Linked DNA regions of Homo sapiens: region 1 is linked to region 2. A link is an interaction called in ENCODE POLR2A ChIA-PET data of the cell type or tissue named here. Cell type or tissue: OCI-LY7. All regions are shown on one strand. Links, peaks and the distances in the headings refer to the core of each region. The heading gives the core; the rest is flanking DNA.

The links. ChIA-PET counts read pairs that join two places held together with the same protein. Peaks named below come from ENCODE experiments on the same cell type or tissue, not always from the same donor. Only the 100,000 strongest peaks of a DNase experiment are listed, where the experiment ranks them.
Region 1: POLR2A ChIA-PET joins it to region 2 with 10 read pairs; 2 of 35 experiments call an interaction of 5 or more read pairs at or near these places.

Annotation. Positions count from the first base shown.
Region 1 is chr4:70,858,492-70,871,630 of GRCh38, forward strand. No RefSeq gene overlaps it. Among named protein-coding and RNA genes, the nearest start is that of GRSF1, 25 kb to the left of the region's middle. In OCI-LY7, for the core only: no CTCF peak of the experiment used is centred there; a DNase peak (open chromatin) is centred at 7,050.
Region 2 is chr4:70,766,788-70,778,796 of GRCh38, forward strand. RUFY3 (RUN and FYVE domain containing 3) reads left to right here. Exons shown (of 18, transcript NM_001037442.4): 5 at 1,751-1,874; 6 at 6,724-6,785; 7 at 8,381-8,446; 8 at 11,582-11,651. Among named protein-coding and RNA genes, the nearest start is that of RUFY3, 51 kb to the left of the region's middle. In OCI-LY7, for the core only: no CTCF peak of the experiment used is centred there; no DNase peak of the experiment used is centred there.

The sequences.
Region 1 (13,139 bases), core at 3,062-11,061, 93 kb after region 2:
AAAGGGTCCCACCCCACAGTCTTCTTTGCATTTGAAAGAAGCAAAAAATCGTGAACCCATAGACGTCAATAAGCCTAGGGTAGCAAAAGGAAAAGGAATTGAAGTCAAGTACCATAAATAAATGGTGCCCATTTGTGTAACCTGTGACTAAGGTGCTATTCATCATCCAAGATTAAAGGAAAAAGTTTATTAGGTTGAGTAGATACAACAGAAGTTCAGGAATTGAGGCTACCAGTTATTTCCAAGGAAAGACAAAGAGGGGCATTTTCTCACCACCATCACTGCCTCATTTTATCTGACAGGAAAACGAATCCACTTAGAGCCACAAATTCAAAATTTGTCTTTCGCTGCAGTGATGTTTTTCTTAGGTTAGCTTCGTCAGTTGGGCTATATTCATGATTAACAAGTCCATGCCAACCAATTTTTATCTTTCTCCCATGGACTGTATTTGGAAAACTCTTCTGTGAGAGAATAAAATGTACCTATTTATGATGGACACATAACAGATGAATATAGCTCTAAATACTGCAACTTTTTCATTTGTTAAAATTTGCTTGTTAAAACAGGTCTCTGGGAAAGAGTGAGCTGATTAGTTATTGAAATAAAATGTCCTGTCAAGAAATAGTAACTTCAATCAAAATGAAAGGATTATTTCATATTAATAGCACATTTTTCCCCATGGCAAATGTTTAAAAATGAACAAGACTGGAAATGTGAACAGCATTCCTGAGAGAGTTCTCAGAATACAATGTCAACATGATTATGATAAGGAATTGATTTACTCCAGGTAGATGAGGCAGTCACAAAACAGAATTTTCTATGAATGCTAAGTCGGTACTACTCTGACTAAATGTTCACACTGAGGACATTTAGAAAGTGGAAGCATAGGCTATGGCATCTTCTGGCATACTTACTAAGATAAGGTGGTAGGTTTTTGTTTTTGTTGTTTACTATCCAGATACTGAGAAGTAGTGGCATCAGCTAGTTTTTCCTAAGATGGCAAAAGATAGAGTGTAACCAGAGCCCAAGGTACAGAGTATTCACTGACACACACAAGATACAAAATATCCCTGAACTCTTTCATAAAAGGCATCATTCTGAATAATCACCTCTCTCTTTTTTTGAGAGAGAGTCTTACTGTGTCACCCAAGCTGGAGTGCAGTGGTGCGATCTTGGCTCACTGCAACCTCCGCCTCCCGCGTTCAAGCGATTCTCATGCCTCAGCCTCTCTAGTAGCTGGGATTACAGGCCCGCACCATCACACCCAGCTACTTTTTTGTATTTTAGTAGAGACGGAGTTTCACCTTGTTGCCTAGGCTGGTCTTGAACTCCTGAGCTCAGGCAATCTGCCCTCCTAAGCCTCCCAAAGTGTTAGGATTACAGGCATGAGCCCCGCACCTGGCCTAATCACCTCTTTTAAATAGGTAACACATGAACATAGTATAAAAAGAAAAAAGTGAAACTGCAAAATTATATATGCATACATGTACATGCATGTGCATGCATGCACATACACATAGGATATGGCTTGTCTCTAACAACAGTCCCCTAGTTATCCCATTCTCCTCAAAGATACTGTTACCGGTTTCTTGCATATTCCTTCAGATATGATCTGTGCCATGTTTCATCACTTTTAAACTTGGTAATTCTGCTGTATTCGGGATTTTGACAAGTTTTCTACTGTGAAAGGATATTCGGAAGCCAGTGTGTTCCTAAATTGAGAGCAAAAGGAAAAGGAAGCACAATAGACAAAGAGAGACTGTGTCACAGGAAACAAGGACATTAGGAAAAAAGGCATGAAGGGGCCGGGTGCGGTAGCTCACGCCTGTAATCCCAACACTTTGGGAGGCCAAGACGGGCGGATCACAAGGTCAACAAATGGAGACCATCCTGGCCAACACGGTGAAACCCCGTATCTACTAAAAATACAAAAATTAGCTGGGCATGGTGGCACGCACCTGTAGTCCCAGCTATTCGAAAGGCTGAGGCAGAAGAATCGCTTGAACCCAGGAGGCGGAGGTTGCAGTGAGCTGAGATTGTGCCACTGCACTCCAGCCTGGGTGACAGAGCAAGACTCCATCTCAAAAAAAAAAAAAGAAAAGAAACAAGGCATGAAGGGAAAGGTAAATTGGCTATGGTATTTGGAATAATTTCTCCCCTTCTTTAACACCATGACTTAGGAAAACATAAGACTTCAGAGTCAGACACTTTGATAAAATCCTAGCTATGTCACTGTCTAGCTATATGGTGATATTGGTCAAGCTATTTATCTCTCTGAGCTTTGTTTTCCTAACTTATAAAAATGGAGATGATATTAGTTTCTTCCTATGTGCTAGGTATCTCACCAGCTTGTATTTGGTGGAGCTAGTGAGCTACCTGACACATAGGAAGAACCAAGTAGCTCTATTTGGTAGAGCACATAGGAAGGTGATTTTGTAAATGCAGAAAGTGATAAGGCAGTAAAGGCAATATAGGTAAATATAGCACATAGATCTACCAAATAGAGGAATCTAATAAGTGGTGACTATTATTTTCTTAGATATTGTTTAAAGGAAATGGTATTTGTATTTGTATGTTTTCCCACTCCAATTCTACCTGAATATTTATTTGTTTTAAACTGTCTTGGTTCTGAAAGGATTTAAGGCAGCTGACTCCCGGGAAAATAAATTTTCTTTGGAAAAAAATTCTGTGAAAAGGCCAGGCATGGTGGCTCACGCCTGTAATCCTAGTGCTTTGGAAGGCCGAGGTGGGCAGATCACCTGAGGTCAGGAGTTTGAGACCAGCCTGGCCAACGTGGTGAAACTTCATCTCTACCAAAAAATACAAAAATTAGCTGGGTGTGGTGGCACGTGCCTGTAATCCCAGCTACTTGGGAGGCTGAGGCATGAGAATCGCTTGAACCCAGGAGATGGAAGTTGCAGTGAACCAAGATTGAGCCATTGCATTACAGCCTGGATGACAAGAGTGAAACTCTGTCTCAAAAAAAAAAAAAGAAAAAAAATTATGTGGAAAAAGAAAACACTAAGCTGCAAGTTAAGCTCTGAGAGGCCTCTTGAAGCATATCCTAGGGTCTAGAGCAGAATATACCCTACTGATCTGAAGGATATCAGAGGAATGAGAATTATCACTGTGAAAAGATCTTGGAGGTGCTTATTTCTTATGTACCACATTTAATAAGTACAGTATTGGTTCCCCACTACATTTGAAACCAGGCTCCATATCGTAATGATTGGTTCTTGAAAATTGGTTCTTGAAGAAATCAATAAAGAAACAAAATGAAGGAGGGACTCCTGTCCCAGGCAGAGGGAACAGTTTTTGCAAAACCCCAGAGGCATGAAGACTTGGAGAATTCAAGGAATTGCAGATGGTTTATAGCAGGAATACTAACATAATGAGAATTTTGGAAAGTCTGATGGAAATGAGAGCATTAAAAAGGTTTGGGTGCACTGGGTGAATGCATCTTAAGGAACTTGAACTGCATCTGGAAGAAGATAGGGTGCCCACTGAAATAGGAAGGTAACATAAACACATTTAAATTTAGAAATTCAACTCTGTGCTGAACATGGTGGCTCTTGCCTACAATCCCAGCACTTTGCCAGGCCGAGGCAGGAGGATCGTTTGAGCCCAGGAATTTGAGACCAGTCTGGGCAACATAGCAAGACCAATCTCTACAAAAAATGAAATAATTAGCCAGGTGTGGTGGCACATGCCTGTAGTTCCAGCTACTAAGGAGGCTGAGGTGGGAGGATTGATTGAGCCCAGGAGGTCAGGGGTACAGTGAGCTATGATCACACCACTGCACTCCAGCTTGAGTGACAGAGTGAGACCTATCTCAAGAAAAATAAATAAACAAATAAATTTAACTCTGGCAATAATTTGAAGGAGGGATTGTAGGAAGACAAGAGACCAGAGTTGATTAGGGAACTAATGCAATAATTCACAGGACAAAAGAGCAGAGCCTGGGCCAAGAGAGCAATTTCAAGAGCTGTTTGGACTCCTATGGAAATCCTACTCTCCTGAAAAGGGTCTTTTCTAAGTCTTATGGTAGCCTTGGGCAGGAACTCCCAGGTACAGGTCAAACTAAAGCAGCTAGCAGACATGTGTCAAAAGTAAAGGCTTTATTCCTACTTGTCATCAACTGGAGAAATGCCTAATCAAAAAAATAACTTTTGCTATGTCAGAGGACCATAAAGTCTTTGGGACAGAAAAAATATTAAGGATTATTTAAAAATTCAAATCCAATGTTTAATCTTCTTTAAAATGTCCCTGCTAAATTAGGATCCAGACTGTGTTGAATAATTCCAGTGAGAGAAATCCTCTATTCTTGAAAAAAAACTTTCTCACGTATGCTCTAATTTAAAAAGGAAGAAGAAAAAAAGAAAACTAGGAAATTTTGTTTAATAGGGACTTGCAAGTTAAGATTCCAGATGCCATCCAGATTTTCCATTGACTTCCTTCGTGCTGTCTTCCTGAAATGCATTTCTGTATAATGATGCATATGTAGGACCGACTTTATGGATAGGTAAAAAGAAGCTATTCCCTAAGTAATGTCATTTGTGGGACCAGGAAGCAAAGCCTTTCCTCCCTCAACCACCCCCACCCCAAGCTGTCATAGAGTCTCAAATCCCACCATTAGCATTTCTGAAGAAATAGCACATTAAATGAAGCCACACTAGGGTGTTAACAACATATCAGATAGATTTTGTCCTGACATTGGGGACCGTGGGAAATACAGAACCACTAGCAAAGGAGAAAGCACTAAAAATAGAGAAGAGGGAGGCAACACTAAGGCAGGGTGAACCAGAGATTCCCAGCAGTCCACAGACAGAGAGCCTTGGTTGATTACATGAGAAGGACCTGGAATTTGTTCAAAATACTGTTTTTAGGATTCCTCCTTGTATTATTTGTCACAAGAGGTCTGGGGTGGATTCCTGGGTGATTTCGATGTGCAGCTAAGTTCAGAAACTGTTAACTATGAAGCCACATAAAAAGAAACAAACATCAACAACAAAAAAACCCCACATGACTTCCCCACCTCACGTAAACACAGAGTCAATGTTCCCATCCTGCCTAGGCCCATCACAGTTTGTTCATATGAACGGCTCTTGCCCTAAAGTCTCTAAGGGAAAGGTTATGGGAAAAGCCAGTGACACATTAGGTACCTGTTGAAATGTGTCACTGACGTTGTGAAAGTTTTTAAGTCTACTTAAACAACAGTGAGTTTTCAATGAACAGAACTATGATAATGAGTACAGAACAACACATAACAGTTTGCCTTTAAAACTTGTCGGCAATGGTGAAACCCCATCTCTACTAAAAATACAAAAAGTTTAGCCGGGCATGATGGCGCATGCCTGTAATCCCAGCCACTCAGTAGCCTGAGGCAGGAGAATCGCTTGAACCCAGGCGGCGGAGGTTGCAGTGAGCCGAGATCGCGCCACTGCACTCCAGCCTGGGCGACAGAGTGAGACTCTGTCTCAAAACAAACAAAAAAACTTCTTGGCAATTGGAATGTCTATGTCTCTTAGGATAAGACTTTACTCCTGGCATACCACTCAGAGCAGACCTCTCAAAGTTTATAAAAGAAATTAAGGAGCCTTGTTAGATGGTAACTATTTACACAAAATTATTTTACCTACTATTATAATTGGTTAATTGATCTTTCAAAGTTCCACAGTGACTGATGGTAAGTCACTCTGACGCAAATGCCCAGTGCCCTAAATGTTTAAATTTATATAAACATTAGGTCATCAGGCCTCGTGATAGCTTTGTGAATTAAGTGGCAAGTTTTAGTTCACTTTAAACTATAGAAAATAGACAAGGGAGCAAAAGTGCATTAAGGTATAATGCAGTGATTTAAAAAAATATTCTTGGCCGGGCGCAGTGGCTCACATCTGTCATCCCAGCACTTGGGGAGGCTGGGGCAGGCAGATCATGAGGTCAGGAGATCGAGACCATCCTGGCTAACATGGTGAAACCCCGTCTCTACTAAAAATACAAAAAATTAGCTGGCCGTCTATTGTCCCAGCTACTCTGGAGGCTGAGGCAGGGGAATTGCTTAAACCCAGGAGCAGGAGGTTGCAGTGAGCTGAGGTCACGCCACTGCACTCCAGCCTGGGTGACAGAGCAAGACTCCGTCTCAAAAAAATACATATATATTCTTATAATTATAGTTGAAGCACTCAGATTGAAGATATAAAAACAATTAGGATTTGTTTAGCACTTTACAATTTACAAAATTCATTTGCATATTTGATTCTTCTAACCATCCTGTGATATAGACAGGACAGGTATTGAGCTAATAATTTTATAGTTGAGGACTTCTCAAGACTCAAAGTTTGAGGGACTTGCCCTAGGTTTATAAGAACAGCCTAAGTTTTTAAAAAATCCAGCTATGAACCAGAGTGTCATACATTGCTTTCTGTTTTCTAAATAAATTATAATAAACTCAATGAATAGAGAAATTGTCATAATTCATATATAAGGACTTGTTTAGTTGAATTATTCCTGGATACATGTAGTAAATAGTAATAGAGCACCTATTCTGAGCTCAGCACTGTGTTGATTGTGTAAATGATCTCTAATCCTCATAACAATACTGCAAGATAAAGTAGGGCGTTGTGGCTCATTCCTGCAATCCCAGCACTTTGGGAGGCCAAGGCAGGTGGATTGCTTGAGTTCAAGGCCAGCTTTGGCAACAAGCGAGACCCCCTGCTCCCCTGTCTCTACAAAAAATTAAATATTAGTCAGGCATGGTGGCTTGTGCCTGTATTCCCAGCTACTCAGGGAGCTGAGGTGGGAGGATTATGCGAACCCAGGAGATCAAGGCTGCAGTGAGCCATCATTGTGCCACTGCACTCCAGCTTGGGCAACAAAGTAAGACCCTGTCTCAAAAAAAAAAAAAAATATATATATATGTATATATATTGCAAAATGAGATATCTTGCAGTGTGTATATATACACACACAGTATATACAAACTATATATATATATATATATATGTATATACACTGCAAGGTATTATCTCGTTTTGCAAAAGAGGAACTTGAGATCTGAGAGTTTTTTTTTTTTTTTTTGAGACGGATTCTCACTCTGTTGCCCAGGCTGGAGTGCAGTGGCGCAATCTCGGCTCACTGCAACCTCCAACTCCCAGGTTCCAGCAATTCTCCCTGCCTCAGCCTCCCGAGTAGCTGGTATTACAGGCACACACCACCATGCCTGGCTAATTTTTCTATTTTTAGTAGAGACGGGGTTTCACCATGTTGGCCAGGCTGGTCTCGAACTCCTGACCTCAGGTGATCCGCCCACCTCAGCCTCCCAAAGTGCTGGGATTACAGGTGTGAGCCACCACGCCCAGCCTCTGAGACTCTTAAGTGAGGTGCTTAATGCTTAATAATAAGTTGCAAGGCCGAGGCGGTCAGATCACCTATGGTCAGGAGTTCAAGACCAGCTATTTTGGGAGGCTGAGGCAAGAGGATTGCTTGAACTTGGGAGGTGGAGGTTGCAGTGAGCTGAGATCATACCACTGCACTCCAGCCTGGGTGACAGAGTAAAACTCTGTCTCAGAAAAAAAAATAATAAGTTGCAAACCCAGCTTTCAAATCCCCATCTCTTTAATTTAATTCCAAAATTCTTTTCATTATACCTTTCTATACCTTTCTTTTTTTTCTTTTTTCTTTCTTTTTTTTTTTTTAGGTGGATTCTCACTCCATCACCCAGGCTGGAGCGCCATGGCATAATCTCGGCTCACTACAACCTCCACCTCCCTGGTTCAAGCGATTCTCCTGCCTCAGCCTCCCGAGTAGCTGGGATTACAGGCACCCACTACCACGCTCGGCTAATTTTTTTTGTATTTTTAGTGGAGACAGAGTTTCACCATGTTGGCTAGGCTGGTCTCGAACTCCTGACCTCAGGTGATCCGCCAGTCTCGGCCTCCCAAAGTGCTGGGATTACAGGCGTGAGCCACCGTGCCTGGCCATTACACCTTTCTTTTTTTTCTTTTTTTTTTTTTTGAGGCGGAGTTTCGCTCTTGTTGCCCAGTCTGGAGTGCAGTGGCGCAATCTTGGCTCGCCGCAACCTCCGCCTCCTGGGTTCAAGCAATTCTCCTGCCTCAGCCTCCCGAGTATCTGGGATTACAGGCATGTGCCACCATGCCTGGCTAATTTTTTTTGTATCTTTAGTAGAGATGGGGTTTCTCCATGTTGGCCAGGCTGGTCTCGAGCTCCTGACCTCAGATGATCCACCCACCTCAGCCTCCCAAAGTGCTGGGATTACAGGCGTGAGCCACCGCGCCCAGCCGCTACACCTTTCTTAAATGACTCTAAGACTGTTTACTTACAGTCCTCAGTTTTTAGTAACTTTAGAATTACTCATTTATACACATGCACTGTTCATTCATTTATACAACCACACATAATGAAAACTTATTTTTTCCACAGATAATGTATTTCTAGGACCTGGACATTAGCTGAACTCTTGATATAAAAAGAAAAAAATGTCTTTATGGGCTGGGTGCAGTGGCTCACACCTGCAATCCTAGCACTTTGGGAGGCTGAGGCAGGCAGATCACTTGACGTCAGGAGTTTGAGACCAGCCTGGCAATATGGTGAAACCCCACCTCTATTAAAAAAAAAAAAAACTACAAAAGTTAATCTGGCATGGTGGTGTGTGCCTGTAATCCCAGCTACTTGGGAGGCTAAGGTGGGAGAATTGTTTGAACCTGGGAGATGAAGGTTGCAGTGTGCCCAGATCGTGCCATTGCACTCCAGCTTGGGCAGCAGAGCCAGACTCTGTCTCAAAAACAACAACAAAATGCCTTTATAGACTGTAGTCTAGCCTGGGAACTATATCAGTGAACAAATGACTATAAGGTGATAAGTATTGTGTTGAGGATATTTACAAAGAGCTATCAATACTAACAGGAAACAATCACTGCCTCAGCTGTGCCTGGATGTGCTAGTTTTTTGTTTGCTTGTTTGTTTTGTTTTGTGTTTTTTGAGACGGAGTCTCGCTCTGTTGCCCAGGCTGGAGTGCAGTGGCGCAATCGCCGCTCATTGCAACCTTCGCCTCCCGAGTTCAAGCAATTCTCCTGCCTCAGCCTCCTGTGTAGCTGAGATTACAGGTGCATGCCAACGCACTCGGCTAATTTCTGTATTTTTAGTAGAGACGGGGTTTCTCCATGTTGGTCAGGCTGGTCTTAAACTCCTGACCTTGTGATCTCTGCCCCCCTCAGTCTCCCAAAGTGTGCTGGGATTACAGGCATGAGCCACCGTGCCTGGCTTTTTTTTTTTTTTTTTTTGGTGTGTGTGTGTGTGTGTGTGTGTGTGTGTGTGTGTGTGTGTGTGTGAGACAGAGTTTCACTCTTGTTGCCCAGGCTGGAGGGCAACGGCATGATCTCGACTCACTGCAACCTCTACATTCCGGGTTCAAGAGATTCTCCTGCCTCAGCCTCCCACATAGCTGGGACTACTGGCACGCAACACCACTCCTGGCTTTTTTCTTTTCATAGAGATGGGATTTCACCAAGTAGCCCAGGCTGGTTTCAAATTCCCGGACTTAAGCGATCCACCTGCCTAGGCCTCCCAAAATGCTGAGATTACAGGCATGAGCCACTGTTCCTGACCGATGGGCTAATTTTGAATGTGTGAAATATTAAATCAAAATCTCTAGTGGGCAACATTTAGTTGGTTCATTTTAATATTATGTAATGTGCTTGAACTAATAAAAAAGTAAACTTTAAAAATTATTTTTGTTTTTGTTTGGAAATCATCACAATAAAATAAATTTTTTTTTATTTTGTTTGGAAATGGAAATTCCAGAATAATTTCAGTAATAGGTAAACTCTATAAAGCATTCAGAGGTTTGTGTAATTACTAATGTAGCTAGAGCAGTTTCTCAGTTCATCTGACAACTAGTCCAGGCACAGTGGCTCACGCCTGTAATCCCAGCATTTTGGGAGGCTGAGGTAGGTGGACTGCTTGAGGTCAGGAGTTTGAGACCAGCCTGGGCAACATGGGGAAACACTGTCTCTACCAAAAATATAAAAAACTAGCCGAATGTGGTGGCGCAGCTGCTTGGGAGGCTGAGGTGGGAGGATAACTTGAGACTGGGAGGCAGAAGTTCCAGTGAGCTGAGATTACAACACTGCACTCCAGCCTGGGCAACAGAGAAAGACCCTGTCTCAAAACAAAACAAACAAACAATACTGATAACTATTATGGTCCTCATTTTTACTTATGGTCACCTAGTCATAGCAGATATTTATAATTACTATCCATACCATAGACCCTTTGCCCTTAGCAAGCACCTCATCTGGTCATGGTTCCTTGACTGGTGGGGTATCCCAAATCTTCATTTCTGAAGGGTCTGGATCATTAGCAGTCCCCTCTGAATTGGGTTGTTAGGGTTTCTCCCTTGACTTTAATCACAGGACATGGGATATTAACAGCACTCCAGGGATCACCCACATTCCAGACATACTTTTCCTTATCCCCATTGTGTAGAAGCAACCCAGTTTTCCCCTGGTGATCAGAACCAATCACTCTAGGTAGTCAGAACAGTTACCTTCTATTTTGTCTGTTGATTCATTGGCATGATGAGCCCAAAGTGACCATGTGGCAGTCTCAACTTTCAGTTTAGTGGAACAATTGCTATGTCCTCTAGTGGAAGCATCCTACTTTGGGAACTAAGTCCTCCAAGCTAGCAGATCTCAAATTCTCAGGGATAGGAGGCAAAAAAAGTTTCCTAGTAGATCATTAAGAATAATAATGAAAGGAGCCATGTCCAAACTCACCACCACCTTAATTCCCAGACCCATGAATCCTGGCTGTAGAAGAAAGAGCACCATCTATGTTATTTTCTTTTCCTTTTATTTATTTATTTATTTATTTATTATTAATTTTTTTTTTTTTTTTTTAGAAACAGGGTTTTGCTATGTTGCCTAGGCTGGTCTCAAACTCCTAGCCACAAGTGATCCTCCCACCTTGGCCTCTCAAAGTGTTGGGATTACAGGCATGAACCACTGCATCTGACCTATGTTATTTTCTGATTTAGAGCATATACTACATCCTGGAGGACATTGTCTAGGCCTCACAATGTATGCCATATGACACTTAGCTGGTGCCATAAATGAGTCTTCAAAAAGCCATTCCACCTTTCCATCAGGCCAGTGGCTTTAGGATGAGGGTGACAGGGTAAGACTGGTGAATTTTATTAATATAAGCATAGTTCCATTGCTGTATTTCATTTCTATGCAAAAACTTCCTAGGCTGGGTACGGTGGCTCACACCTGTAATCCCAGCACTTTGGGAGGCCAAGGTGGGCAGATCACTTGAGGTCAGGAGTTCGAGACTAGCCTGGCCAACATGGTGAAACCCTGTCTCTACTAAAAATACAAAAAATTAGCCAGGCATGGTGATGTGTGCCTGTAATCCCAGCTACTCGGGAGGCTGAGGCAGGAGAATCACTTGAACCTGGGAGGTGGAGGTTGCAGTGAGCCAAGATGCCGCCACTGCATTGCAGCCTAGGTGACAGAGTAAGACTGTGTCTCAAAACAAAAAACAAAACAAACAAACAAAAAGACTTCCTGCATCAGAAGTGATGCTATATGGAATACCATGATTGTGGATAAGTCACTCCGTAAATTTGTGGATGGTGGTTTTGGCATAACCTCTACGTGCAGGGAGAGAAAATCCCTATAAAGAGTATCTGTTCCAGTGAGAACAAAGTGCTGCCCCTTCCGTGATGGGGGTGGTCCAACGTAATAAATCTGTCCCCTAGAGAATCATTCTAAATAGGGGGCTTAGTTGTGATTTGCTCTAGCAACAAAAAATTGGAATTCACAAACACAAGCTGGAATCCACCTGTTGTTCAGTCTCACAACCTCCGACTGTGATGATGTGGGTATCCTGCAGAAGCTGGCACCCCTCGTTATGAGGCTAAACATGAACCTGGCCCAGGAGGCAGAGAAGCTGAAGTGGGCAGTGGGGAGCTACAGCAGCTTCTGTCCCACATCAAGGAGATAAGCCAGCAGATAAATAACACATGTGTAATGTGCAACGACACTTGGTGCCTCTGCACTGATCTCTTTTTTTTTTTTTTTTTTTGAGTCAGTGTCACTCTGTCGCCGAGGCTGGAGTGCAGTGGCGCCATCTTGGCTCACTGCAACCTCTGCTTTCCAAGTTCAAGCTATTCTAGGGCCTCTGCCTCCTGAATAGCTGTGATTACTAGGCGTCCACCACCATGCCTGGCTAATTTTTGTATTTTAGTAGAGACAGGGTTTCACCGTGTTGGTCAGATTGGTCTCGAACTCCTGACCTCAAGTGATCTGTCCTCCTCGGCCTCCCAAAGTGCTGGGATTACAGATGTGAGCCACTGTGCCCAGCCTGCACTGACCTTCTGAGAGTGAAGACAATATGTTGCTGCTCCCTTTCTGCTTTCCACATCTCATGCAAAATGTCTCTGTGGCCCACTTTGAGAATGTACAGGGAAGATAATTCTGGGAAATGTAGTTCAGCCTAGCCAAGTAGGCACATTACAAAGCCACTACAGAAGGTGATAAGTGCTATAGTGAAAAAAATAATAGAGCGAGGAAAGGCAGATAAGAACTGGGAAAAGGGGTGAATTTCAATTTGTAACAGTAGGGTAGGCATCAATAAGAAGGTAGTATTGAACAAAACTTTCAAGGAAATGAGGAAATAGCCTTGCAGATATCTGGGAGAAGAGCATTCCTATTACAGAGAAAAATCTTTGCTCCAAGTTCTGCATTCATAAAAAAGGAAAAGTAACAATACCTATCTCAACATCATAGCGTTGTTATGAAGATAAAATGAATTACTACCTGCAAAGGACTTAGAATAATGCCTAGAATTTTAAAAATTGAGGATGGACATGGTTGCTCATGCCTGTAATCCCAGCACTTTGGGAGTCCTAGGCAGGAAGATCACTTGAGGCCAGGAGTTTGAGATCAGCCTGGGCAACACAGTGAGACCCCCATCTCTACAAAAAAATACAAAAATTAGGCCGGGCGTGGTGGCTCACTGCACTCAGCACTTTGGGAGGCCAAGGCGGGTGGATCATGAGGTCAGGAGTTCGAGACCAGCCTGACCAACATGATGAAACCCCGTCTCTACTAAAAATA
Region 2 (12,009 bases), core at 1,272-9,271:
TGGATTTTGACAGATGTATAATGATATGTATCCATATGTCATTATAGTACCATACAAAATAGTTTCATGGCCCTAAAAAATCCTCTGTGCTCCACCTATTCATCTCTCTGTCCTCCAACCCCTAATAACCACTGATCGTACTGTGATTGTACTGTTGTTACCAGGGGTTTACTGTCTCTGTGGTTTTTCCTTTTCCAGAATGTCATGTAGTGGGAATCATAGAGTATATGGCCTTTTCAGACTGGCACCTTTCACTTAGTAATATGCATTTAAGTTTCCTCTGTGGCTTGATAGCTCCCTTTTTTTTTGTTCTTTGAGACAGAGTTTCACTCTTGTTGCCCAGGCTGGAGTGCAGTGGCACGATCTCAGCTCACCGCAATCTCCGCCTCCCAGGTTCAAGTGATTGTCCTGCCTCAGCCTCCTGAGTAGCTGGGATTACAGGCGTGTGCCACCATGCCCGGCTAATTTTGTATTTTTTTTTTTTTTTTTTTTTTTTTTTTTTAGTAGAGACAGGGTTTCTACATGTTGGTCAGGCTGGTCTCGAACTTCCGACCTCAGGTGATCCACCCGCCTTGACCTCCCAAAGTGCTGGGATTGCAGGCGTGAGCCACTGCGCCTGGCGATAGCTCCCTTTTTTTAGTGCTAAGTCATATGCCATTGTCCATTCATTTACTGAAGGACATCTTGGTTGCTCCCAAATTTTGGCAATTAAGAGTAAAACTGCTATAAACACATGTATGCAGGTTTTTGTGTGGACGTAAGTTTTTAACTCAGTTGGGTAAATACCAAGGAATGCAATAGTTAGATCATATGAATTACATCACTGGTTTTTTTGTGTGTGTATTAGTAATTTAGGTGCATTATAAGCAGTATTTAATTATCTATGGGTCTTCACGAATTTTTTTTTTTGAGACAGAGTGTTGCTCTGTCACCCAGGCTGGAGTGCAGTGGCACAATCTCAGCTCACTGCAACCTCCGCCTCCTGTGTTCAAGCGATTCTCCTGCCTCAGCCTCCTGAGTAGCTGGGATTACAGGTGTGCACCACCACACCCAGCTAATTTTTGTATTTTTAGTAGAGATGGGGTTTCACCATGTTGGCCAGGCTGGTCTTGAACTCCTGACCTCAAGTGATCCACCCGCCTCGGCCTCCCAAAGTGCTGGGATTACAAGCGTGAGCCACCGTGCCCAGCCAATAATTTTTATCCATTCAGATTTTTTTTTGTTTTTAGTAGAGATGGGGTCTTACTATGTTGCTCACTCTGGTCTCAAAGTCCTGGGCTCAAGCAGTCCTCCCGCCTTGGTCTCCCCAAGTGCTGGGATTACAGGTGCGAACCACCATGCCGAGCTACCAAACAAATGTTTTAAGATGCATAAAAGATTGCAAAATTATCTGATGGTGCATCACAAGTACAAATATGTCAGAAAAGTCTGAATACCTGCTTCAACCACAATACTGTTCAGTCACGTCTTTCTGCCAGCCTATTATTTAAAGAATCTATTCATGCGCCTATTATTTTTTTCTTTTAAAAAATTTTTTCTCCAGTGCCACTTGCCAACATCCACCTATTATTCTAAAAGTAAAATATTTACTAAAGCCTTTCTTTTTGTAGTTTTTTTTTTACTATTTTTGTAGATGGCTATAATCAACCATGATGACTATGATTCAACCATGAATCAACCATTTTTGTCCTTGTCTCTGGATTTTTGAGATTTTTGTTACAATAAGGAATTCTGTGGATTTCTCTTACAGTGAATTCTACGAACCCAATGCCCTCATGATGGAAGAAGAAGGAGCCATAATTGCTGGTCTGTTGGTGGGTCTGAATGTCATTGATGCCAATTTCTGTATGAAAGGAGAAGACTTGGACTCTCAGGTATGGGAAAGAGACTCATTCCCATGGGTGTCACTCTGAGTTCTGCTATCTCAGAAGTGGATTTGATTAGGTTATACCAACCAAATTAGGCCATATTCTATGAGTCATAAACAGGATTTCCTTCCATTTTGATGGGAATATAAAAAAAAGATTGTTTTTCCTTCCAGTTTGGCTCATTTATACGTTACGAATGTTTTTTAGATTCTTGTCTTGGCTGTACTCTCTGTTAAACATACATATACACACACACACATACACATTTACATACACATACATACACACACAAACACAGGTATACCCAGAGATATTGCAGGTTTGGTTTCAGATCACAACAATAAAGCAAATATCATAATAAAGCAAGTCACATGCATTTTTTGGTTTCCCAGTACATGTAAAAGTTTGTTTATACTAGGCCAGGTGCGATTGTTCACACCTGTAATCCCTGCACTTTGGGGCAGGAGTATCACTTGAACCCAGAAGTTTGAGACCAGCCTGGGCAACATAGTGAGACCCCGTCTCTACAAAAAATAAAAAATTAGCTGGTTGTGTAGCTACTTGGGAGGCTGAGGCAGGAGGATCACTTAAGCTTGGGAAGTCGAGGCTATAGTTAGCCATAATTGTGCATTCCAGCCTGGGTGACAGTGAGACCCTGTCTCAAAATAAAACTCTAAAAAAAATTTTTTAAATAAAAAGTTTGTTTGCATTATACTGTAGTCTATTAAGTATGTGATAGTGTAAGTGTAAAAAATAATGTACATACCTTAACTTAAAAATACTTTATTGCTAAAAAAATGCTAACAATCACCTGAGCCTTCAGTGAGTTGTAATCTTTTTGCTGGTAGAGGGTCTTACCTCAGTGTTAATGGCTGCTGACTGATCTTGGCAGTTGCTGAAAGTTGAGGTGGCTGTGGCAATTTCTTAAAATAAGACAACAATGAAGTTTACCACATTAATTGGCTTCCTTTACAAAAGATTTCTCTGTAGCATACCACGCTGTTTGACAGCATTTTACCCACAGTAGAATTTCTTTCAAAATTGGAGTCAGTCCTCTCAAATCTTGCTGCTGCTTTATCAACTAAGTTTATGTAATACTCTAGTAAACCATGCTGTAAACAGATGTGCTGTCTTTGTTGTACCCTTTATTTTTGTTTTGTTTTTGTTTTTGTTTTTTGTTTTTTAGAGACAGAGTCTTAATGTGTCTCCCAGGCTGGAATGCAGTGGCACCATCTCAGCTCACTGCAACCTCCGCCTCCTGGGCTCAAGCAATCCTCATGCCTCATCCTCCTGAGTAGCTGGACTACAGGCATGCACCACCACACCTAGCTAATTTTTTTATTTATAGTAGAGATGGGGTTTTGCCATATTGCCCAGGCTGATCTCAAACTCATGGCCTCAAGTGATCTGCCTGCCTTGGCTTCCCAAAGTGCTGGGATTACAGGCATGAACCACCATGCCCAGCCCACTATTCCATTTATAAAGCATAGGCAGAGTAGATTTAGCATCATTCTTAAGGGCCCTAGGATTTTCAGAATGGTAAATGAGCACTGGCTTCAACTTAGAGTCACCAGCTGTATTAGCCTCTAACAAGAGAGTCAGTCTGTCCTTTGCAGCTTTGAAGCCAGGCATTGACTTCTCATCTATAGCTATGAAAGTCCTAGATGGCATTGTCTAATAGAAGGCTGTTTTGACTACAGTGAAAATCTGTTGTTGAGTGTATCCACCTTCATCAATTATCTTAATTAGATCTTCTGGATAACTTGCTACAGCTTCTATTATTTACATCAGTGCTTGCTGCTTCAACTTGTACTTTTATGTTATGGAGACACTTTCCTTAAACCTCGTAAACCAGTGGCTGCTAACTTCAGGCTTTTCCTCTGCAGCTTTTTTACCTCTCAATCTCCATAGAATTCAAGAGCATTAGGGCCTTGCTCTGAATTAGGTGTTGGCTTAAGGGAATGTTGTGGCTGGTTTGATCTTCTATACAGACCACTCAAACTTTATTCCTGTCAGCAATAAGGCTGTTTTGCTTTCTTGTCATTCATTTGTTCATGAGTAGCACTTAATTCCCTTCAAGCACTTCTCCTTTGCTTTCACAACCTGGCTGTTTGGCCCAAAAAGCCTACCTTTTGGCCTGTCTTCTCTTTCGACATGCCTTCTTCACTGAGCTTAATTTTTTCTGGCTTTTGATTTAAAATAAGAAATGTGCAATTCTTCCTTTCACTTGAACACTTAGTGGCCATTGCAGGGTTATTAATTGGCCTAATTTCAGTATTGTTGTGTCTTAGGGAATAGGGAGGCCAAGGAGAAGGGAGAGAGATGGGGGAACGGCCAGTAAGTAGAGCAGTGAGAACATACACATTTATGGATTGCTTGCCATCTTATATGGGCGTAGTTCATGGAGCCCCAAAATAATTTTGATAGTAACATCAAAGATCACTGATTACAGGTTATCATAGCAGATGTAATAATAAAGAAAAAGTTTAAAGTACTGTGAGAGTTACCAAAATGTGAAACCGAGACATGAAGCGAGCACATGCTGTTGGAAAAATGGCACTAATATACTTGCATGACGCAGGGTTGCCACAAACCTTCAATTTGTAAAAAATGCAATATCTGTGAAGCAAAGTGCAATAAAATGAGGTATGTGTGTGTGTGCGTGTGTGTGTATACTAAAATATATGCAGTTGACTCTTGAACAACAGAGTAAGGCATTCCACATGGTAGAAACATCCCACATAGAAAATTCACCTAAAACTTTTCATTCCCTAAAAACGTTAAGTACTAATAGCATACGATTAACCAGAGGCCTTACTAGTAACATAAACAGTCAATTAACACATATTTTGTATATTATAAATAGTTATATTTATATTTATTTTATTTTATTTTTGAGACAAAGTCTCACTGTCATCCAGGCCGGAGTGCCGTGGAGTGAACTCAGCTCAGTGCAACCTCTGCCTCCCAGGCTTAATTGATCCTTCCACTTCAGCCTTCAGAGTAGCTGGGACTATAGGAACATGCTACCACACCCAGCTAATTTTTTTGTTTTGTGGAGACAGAGTTTCGCTATGTTGCCTAAGCTGGTCTTGAACTCCTGAGCTCAAGTGATCCTCCTGCCTCGGCCTCCCAAAGTGCTGGGATTACAGGCATGAGCCATGGCGCCTGGCCTATTGTATATTTCATATGCTGTATTCTTACAATAAAGTAAGCTAGAGACAAGAAAATATTATAGGAAAATTATAAAGATGAGAAAATATATTTACTATTCATTTAAATGAATGGATTATCATAAAGGAACCAGATCATCATAAAGGTCTTCACACTAACCAGATTGATGAGGAGGAGGAGGAAGAGGAGGCGGTTGGTCTTGCTGTCTCAGGAGTGGCAGAGATGGAGGAAAACCTTTTTTTTTTCTGCCTGGATGACAGAGTGAGACTTTGTCTCAGAAATAAAATAATATAATATAAATATATATTTTATATTGTGTATATATATAGTATATAGGTGGACTCGCACAATTCAAAGTCGTGTTGTTCAAGAATCAACTGTACAGTTGTCCTTCAGTGTCCAAAGGAGATTATTTCCAGCACCTCCATGAATACCAACACTCACAATGCTCAAGCCCTTACAGTCAGCCCTCTGCGTCCTTGGATTTTAGGACTTGCTGAGAATGAGAGCGAACTGTACTAAAGGCCATTAAAGCACGGTAGTTAAGAGTAAAGGCTCTGAAGCTAACTGCCTAGGTTTGGATTCTGGCTTCCTCATTTTCTAGCTGAATATATTTTATAATTACTTAGTTTCTTGTTGTTTCAGATTTCTTGATGTAATGCAGTTAGAACAGGGCCTAGTACACATTAATTGCCCAATAAATAATGTTTTCACTTTAATTACTTCTCACCCTTTCTGTATGAAATACTATGACAAACTTCTGTTATGTTTTATTCTGGTAAAATAGGAAGGGAAGTAAGATTTTTTGGTGTGGATTTTTTTTTTATTTTTTTATTTTTATTTTTTTTGAGACGGAGTTTTGCTCTTGTTGCCCAGGCTGGAGTGCAATGGTGAGATCCTGGCTTACCGCAACCTCCACCTCCTGGATTCAAGCAATTCTCCTGCCTCAGCCTCCCGAGTAGCTGGGATTACAGGCATGTGCCACCACACCCAGCTAATTTTTGTATTTTTAGTAGAGACAGGGTTTCTCCATGTTGTTCAGTCTGGTCTCGAACTCCTGACCTCAGGTGATCCACCCGCTTCGGCCTCCCAAAGTGCTGGGATTATAGGCAAGAGCCACTGCGCCCGGCCTTTGGTGTGGATTTTTAAAAAGAAATAAGCTAAATAATAAAATGGCAATCTTGAAAAATGAAGACGTGTACATCAATGAAAGTTTGGAGGAACAGACACCAAAATATTAGCAATGGTCATCTTCAGTGGTTGGGATTATGAGTGTTTAATATTACTTCCCCTTTTTTTTAGCTGTATTTTCTGAAACTTCTACAGGGGAAATGTGCTAATTTTTAAAAAGTTATTTCTAAAAATGAACAGGGATTCAGTAGCAGAATACCCGAAATAAGCAAAAGAGAAAGAAACTTTAGACCTTATTTATATTAAGTATTCTGTTGACTGTGTTAGTTGTGATCTAGTCTTCTAGTCTTATTGACATAATCTTGATTCTTTACTTCCAACTCTTGTTAATTCTTGATTAAACTGAAAGTAAAACAGTACATTTTTAATCGTAAATTTCTAGTAAGTGTCATGACTGTATTACTGTTTTGAGTGCCTAGAAGGAGACATTGTGTTATGCCTTGTAAAGAATATCTAATTTTATATTAAAACCTGAAAATTCTCTCTGTAGGTTGGAGTTATAGATTTTTCAATGTATCTCAAGGACGGGAACAGCAGTAAAGGTACTGAAGGGTACGTACAAAGAAAATTAGATTTCTTTTCTCCTGATGTAGCATTTTTTTTCCTTTGGTGGTACTTAAAGTTTACAACAATACTGTTTTAACAGACGTGCTGAAAGAATTTCTGATCATATAGCTTTAATAAAGTCTTGCCAGAAATATCTGACTATTACGCCTACCTCTAAACCCTAAAAGGATTTTTTTGTTTGTTTGTTTAATGATTTTCCTGCTATGTGGTTCAGGGGCAAAGAAAATACAAATTTTCTAAAGGATTCCAATTCTCCATGTCTTATAGTAGGGTTTAAAAACATGGTCATTTTGACCAGAGGAGTCGCATTCTCAGTTTGCTTAAAATTGGCAATATGAAATATGCACTGTGAGGTTATGTAAAATATTGACATTAGGGGAAACTGATTGAAGGTACATGGGAACTCTGTGCTGCGTTTATACCTCTTCTTGTATATCTAAAATTGTGTTAAACACTTTTAAAATATTCATTATGGTACTTAGTAATTAGAGATCAGAAGCACATCTATTCTTTTTATAAATTTAGCCATTGAAAGCATAATTAGTCTGATTTTTAATTTTTGACATTGAGCTAAGATTATCTCACTGTTCTTTTAGTAATTGTATAGGTTTGGGGCCTTAATTTTATCTTACAGCTGAAAAATCTGGCTGTTTATCTTTTGTCTACTACAGATTAGTTGGTTGTAGACGTGAACCTTCTTTATCCACAGTTTAATTTTTCATGTAATAATAAACATTTGGGCCGGGCATGGTGGCTCATGCTTGTAATCCCAGCACTTTGGGAGGCCGAGGCAGGCAGATGACCTGAGGTCAGGAGTTTGAGACCAGCCTGGCCAACATGGTGAAACCCCATCTCTACAATAATACAAAAAAAAAAAAATAGCCAGGCATTATGGCGGGTGCCTGTAATCCCAGCTACTTGGGAGGCTGAGGCCGGAGAATTGCTTGAACCCGGGAGGTGGAGGTTGCAGTGAGCCGAAATCACACCATTGCACTCCGGCCTGGGTGACAAAGCAGGACTCTGCCTCAAAAAAAAAAAAAAAAAAAAAAAAAAAAAAATATATATATATATATATATATATATAAAATAAACATTCAATCTTCGTGAAACCCTTTTTAACCATTCACTTTAAATGTTAAATAGCACTTACAGACAAATATTTAGCCCTTGAGAACAGCTATATTACATCAGAGTGAGCTTAATTCAAGTCCTATGACAATTGGAAAGTTGTTACTATAAATACTACTAGTGAAGCTGAAAAACCTATTAACAAGAAAATTTTTATCCTTTAAATGCGTCTAATAGATTGCAACATCATACCTGTGACCTAAATTATTAATACTGAGGTTTGTAAGCTATAACAAGAGCTTTATTAGTGAGGGGTTTTGTCATTTTTAAACTCCTGACTCTTTCTTGTTGCTATGTCAAGAGGGTTTTACATCAAATCTGTCTTATGGTTCAGTGTATCTGTGCCACAATTTTTTTCTCATGTTTTATGAAAAGATGGGGTGGGGTGGGGTTGGGATCTTGGTATTTCTTATGTTATTTATTTTATTTCTATTTTCTTCCCCTTCCCCCAGAGACGGTCAGATTACTGCAATTCTGGACCAGAAGAACTATGTAGAAGAACTGAACAGACATTTGAAGTAAATAATGAATAAATATATTACTTTACTGGGGAATTGTTGAAGGAGAAGGGAAGAGTAAGATGATGCGCAGTGAGGATAAATTCAGACAGTGTTCAACAAATATATGTAGAATTCCTGTTTGCCAGGCACTGAGTTAGGCACTAGATAAATAAATGGCATTTAACAGTTTTGGTGACCTTTAGTGAAAGGCAGTATATAATGTTATATATAATATATAATAACATAGTATATAATATTACGTATGTAATTATAACTCTAGTGATTAAATAGATAAATACGTAAATACATTCAGTTAAGAATTTTAAAATATGTGACATATACAGTTGAAATTGGTAGCTTTTTCAGTTTAGTAGAGATAGCTGCATATTTCAGAACTGATCTTGGGTAAACCACTCATTACATTAGTACCTTTAAATTAATCATATCGTCCAGGTGTGCTGGGCCAAAGCCTGTAGTCCCAACACTTTGGGAGGCCAAGGCAGGAGGATTGCTTTAGCTCAGGAGTTCAAGATGAGCTAGGGTAACATAGCAAGACCTTGTCTCTATTAAAAAACTCAAAACTAGCCGGGCATGTGCCTGTAGTCCCAGCTACTTGTGGGGCTGAGACAGGAGGAGGATCACTTGAGCCTGGGAAGCTGAGGCTGCAGTGAACCCTGGTCTTGCCATTACACCCCACCCTGGGTTACAGAGCGAGACACTGTCTTAAACAAAAAAAAAAAAACGAAAAAAAAGATACATGCTTTGTTTTCCTGCATTTCTCATTTATACATTGAATTAATAGCATTAATTTAATATATAAATTGAATTTCTTTGCCATTATTACAGTTAATTCACCAAGTATTCACAAAGTACAGTAGTTCCCCCTTATGTGGAGGGGATACATTCTAAGACCCCCAAAGGATATCTGAAACCACAGATAGTACCAAACCCTATATATGCTATGTTTTTTCCTATACATATGTACCTATGATAAAGTTTAATTTATAAATTAGGCAAGGTAGGAGATTAGCAACAATAATAAAATAAAACAACTTTAACAATAGACTATAATAAAAGTAATGTGAATGTAGTGTCTCCCTCAAAATCAACACATCCTTTTATTTTGTTTTCATTGAACTTCTTCTTCCTAGTTTTCTCAGGTTTTTTTCCCCCTTCAGTTTTCTGTATTTATATTTCTTATTGTCCTTAAATGACTATGGCTATTCTATATCTGAGCACAGTGAATAAAACATTAAAGTTTAATTAAAAATTAAAGAGGCCGGGAGCAGTGGCTCACGCCTATAATCCCAGCACTTTGGGAGGCCGAGGCAGGCGGATCACAAGGTCAGGATATGGAGATCATCCTGGCTAACACGGTGAAACCCCATCTCTACTAAAAATACAAAAAAAATTAGCCGGGCGTGGTACCAGGCGCCTGTAGTCCCAGCTGCTCGGGAGGCTGAGGCAGGAGAACGGCGTGAACCCGGGAGGCAGAGCTTACAGTAAGCCGAGATCGCGCCACTGCACTCCAGCATGGGCAACCGAGCGAGACTCCGTCTCAAAACAAAACAAAACAAAACAAAAATTAGAGAAAGAAAGCATTAGAAATACCAGTTTCAAGATTTTGTGCATTGAGAAATCATTATTTCCAAAAGATTTTCTAAGGGCCACTGTCCTTACGACAATTCAGTGTTGTATATATGTTCACAGTTTATTTTTTTATCTTAGGAGAAGTAAAAATCCTTACTGGATAATCCTTATTTATTTGTGTTTTTTAAACATACTCATACTTCCCTCTATTGTTTGTGTCATAGAGAGCACAAATCAGATTTGGACATCTTATGTGGGATTTAAACAAATACGTTTATACATGAGTCTATCAAAATCCTTATTTACATGTAAGAAAAAAATACATGCCCAGCTTTGCCCAAGGAAGTCCCAGAGGGAGAACAGTATCTTATTGTACTATTCTTACCTATTTTTGAACCACAGTTGAGTGCAGGTAACTGAAACCACAGAAAACAAAACTATAGATAAGAGAGGACTACTGTATTTTCAGAATTTTCCAGAACATAAAACAGTTTCCTCTCTCCTGAGAAGAGCTATCCAAAAGCTATTGGTATTCTCAAGTACTTTGATGTTCTTGTTATGTTAAGACTACTGAATAATTTTGAAGAATAATTAATATATTCATTAATTATCTTGTTTGTAGTTCTCTTATGAAAAATAGACATTTTTAATTTAAGTAAAACTTATAATATGATTATACTACTGTCAGTAAAATTTTAAGTAGTCTTGGTTCCACCTAGCAAATTCAAAACAATTTAAGTACATTTTCTCTGGGGACCAAGAACTAATATAATGACTTTAATGAACTATGGAGATGTTAGCCAAGCAAAGATATGGTTACAGTTAACAATGAAATATAAACAATGGCACTATTATTTACTCTTTCTATGCCTTAGTTTCTTTATCTGTAAATGAGAATACCTAACATAAAGGGTTGTTGAAAGGAATAAATGCAATAACGCAAATAACGTAATTTAGAAGAGGGTTTGGTGCATGTAAGTATTTAATTCATATAGACTGTTATTATCATATGTAGATAAACAAAGTTTATTCTGTAGGGAATGAACTCTTTTATTTCATTGAATAAATACTTACTGAATTAAAACTCAAATGCCAAAGATAATAGCCTTTTGTAAGCCTAGAGGTCAAGATTTGTGAGCATTAAGGCCTGGCGCAGTGGCTCATGCCTGTAATCCCAGCACTCTGGGAGGCCGAGGCAGGTGGGTCACTTGAGGTCAACAGTTTGAGACCTGCCTGGGCAACATGGTGCAACCCCATCTCCACCAAAAAATACAAAAATTAGCTGGATTTGGTGGTGCATGTCTGTAGTCTCCAGCTACTTGGGAGACTGAGGCAAGAGAATCACTTGAACCCAGGAGGCAGAGGTTGCAGGGAGCCGAGAATCGCACCACTGCACTCCAGTCTCAGCGACACAACGAGACTCCGTCTAAAAATAATAATAATAATAAAATAAAAAATTATGAACATTAGACAATGAAGGATAAGTGTGAAGGGTTTAAAAAGGAAGGTACAGAGTATTGTCTGTTTTTCAAAAGTGACTTTTTTTTCTTCTCTATATTATAGTGCTACTGTAAACAACCTTCAGGCAAAAGTAGATGCATTAGAAAAATCCAACACTAAACTGACAGAGGAGGTAAGTTTTGGAAATGCTTTGATTGACTTATAGAATTTAATATGCATTAGTAGAACCAATAATTTTAATGTAACCTTGGAAAGAAAGAACTTGACTTTTCAAATAATATTGACTGTAGTACATAACTTCTTATTCTTTTTTTTTTTTTTTTTTTTTTTGAGATGGAGTTTCGCTTTTGTTGCCCAGGCTGGAGTGCAGTGGCGCGATCTTGGCTCACCGCAACCTCCGTCTCCCAAGTTCAAGCGATGCTCCTGCCTCAGCCTCCCGAGTAGCTGGGATTACAGGCATACACCACCACCCCGGCTAATTTTGTATTTTTTTAGTAGAGACGGGGTTTCTCCATGTTAGTCAGGCTGGT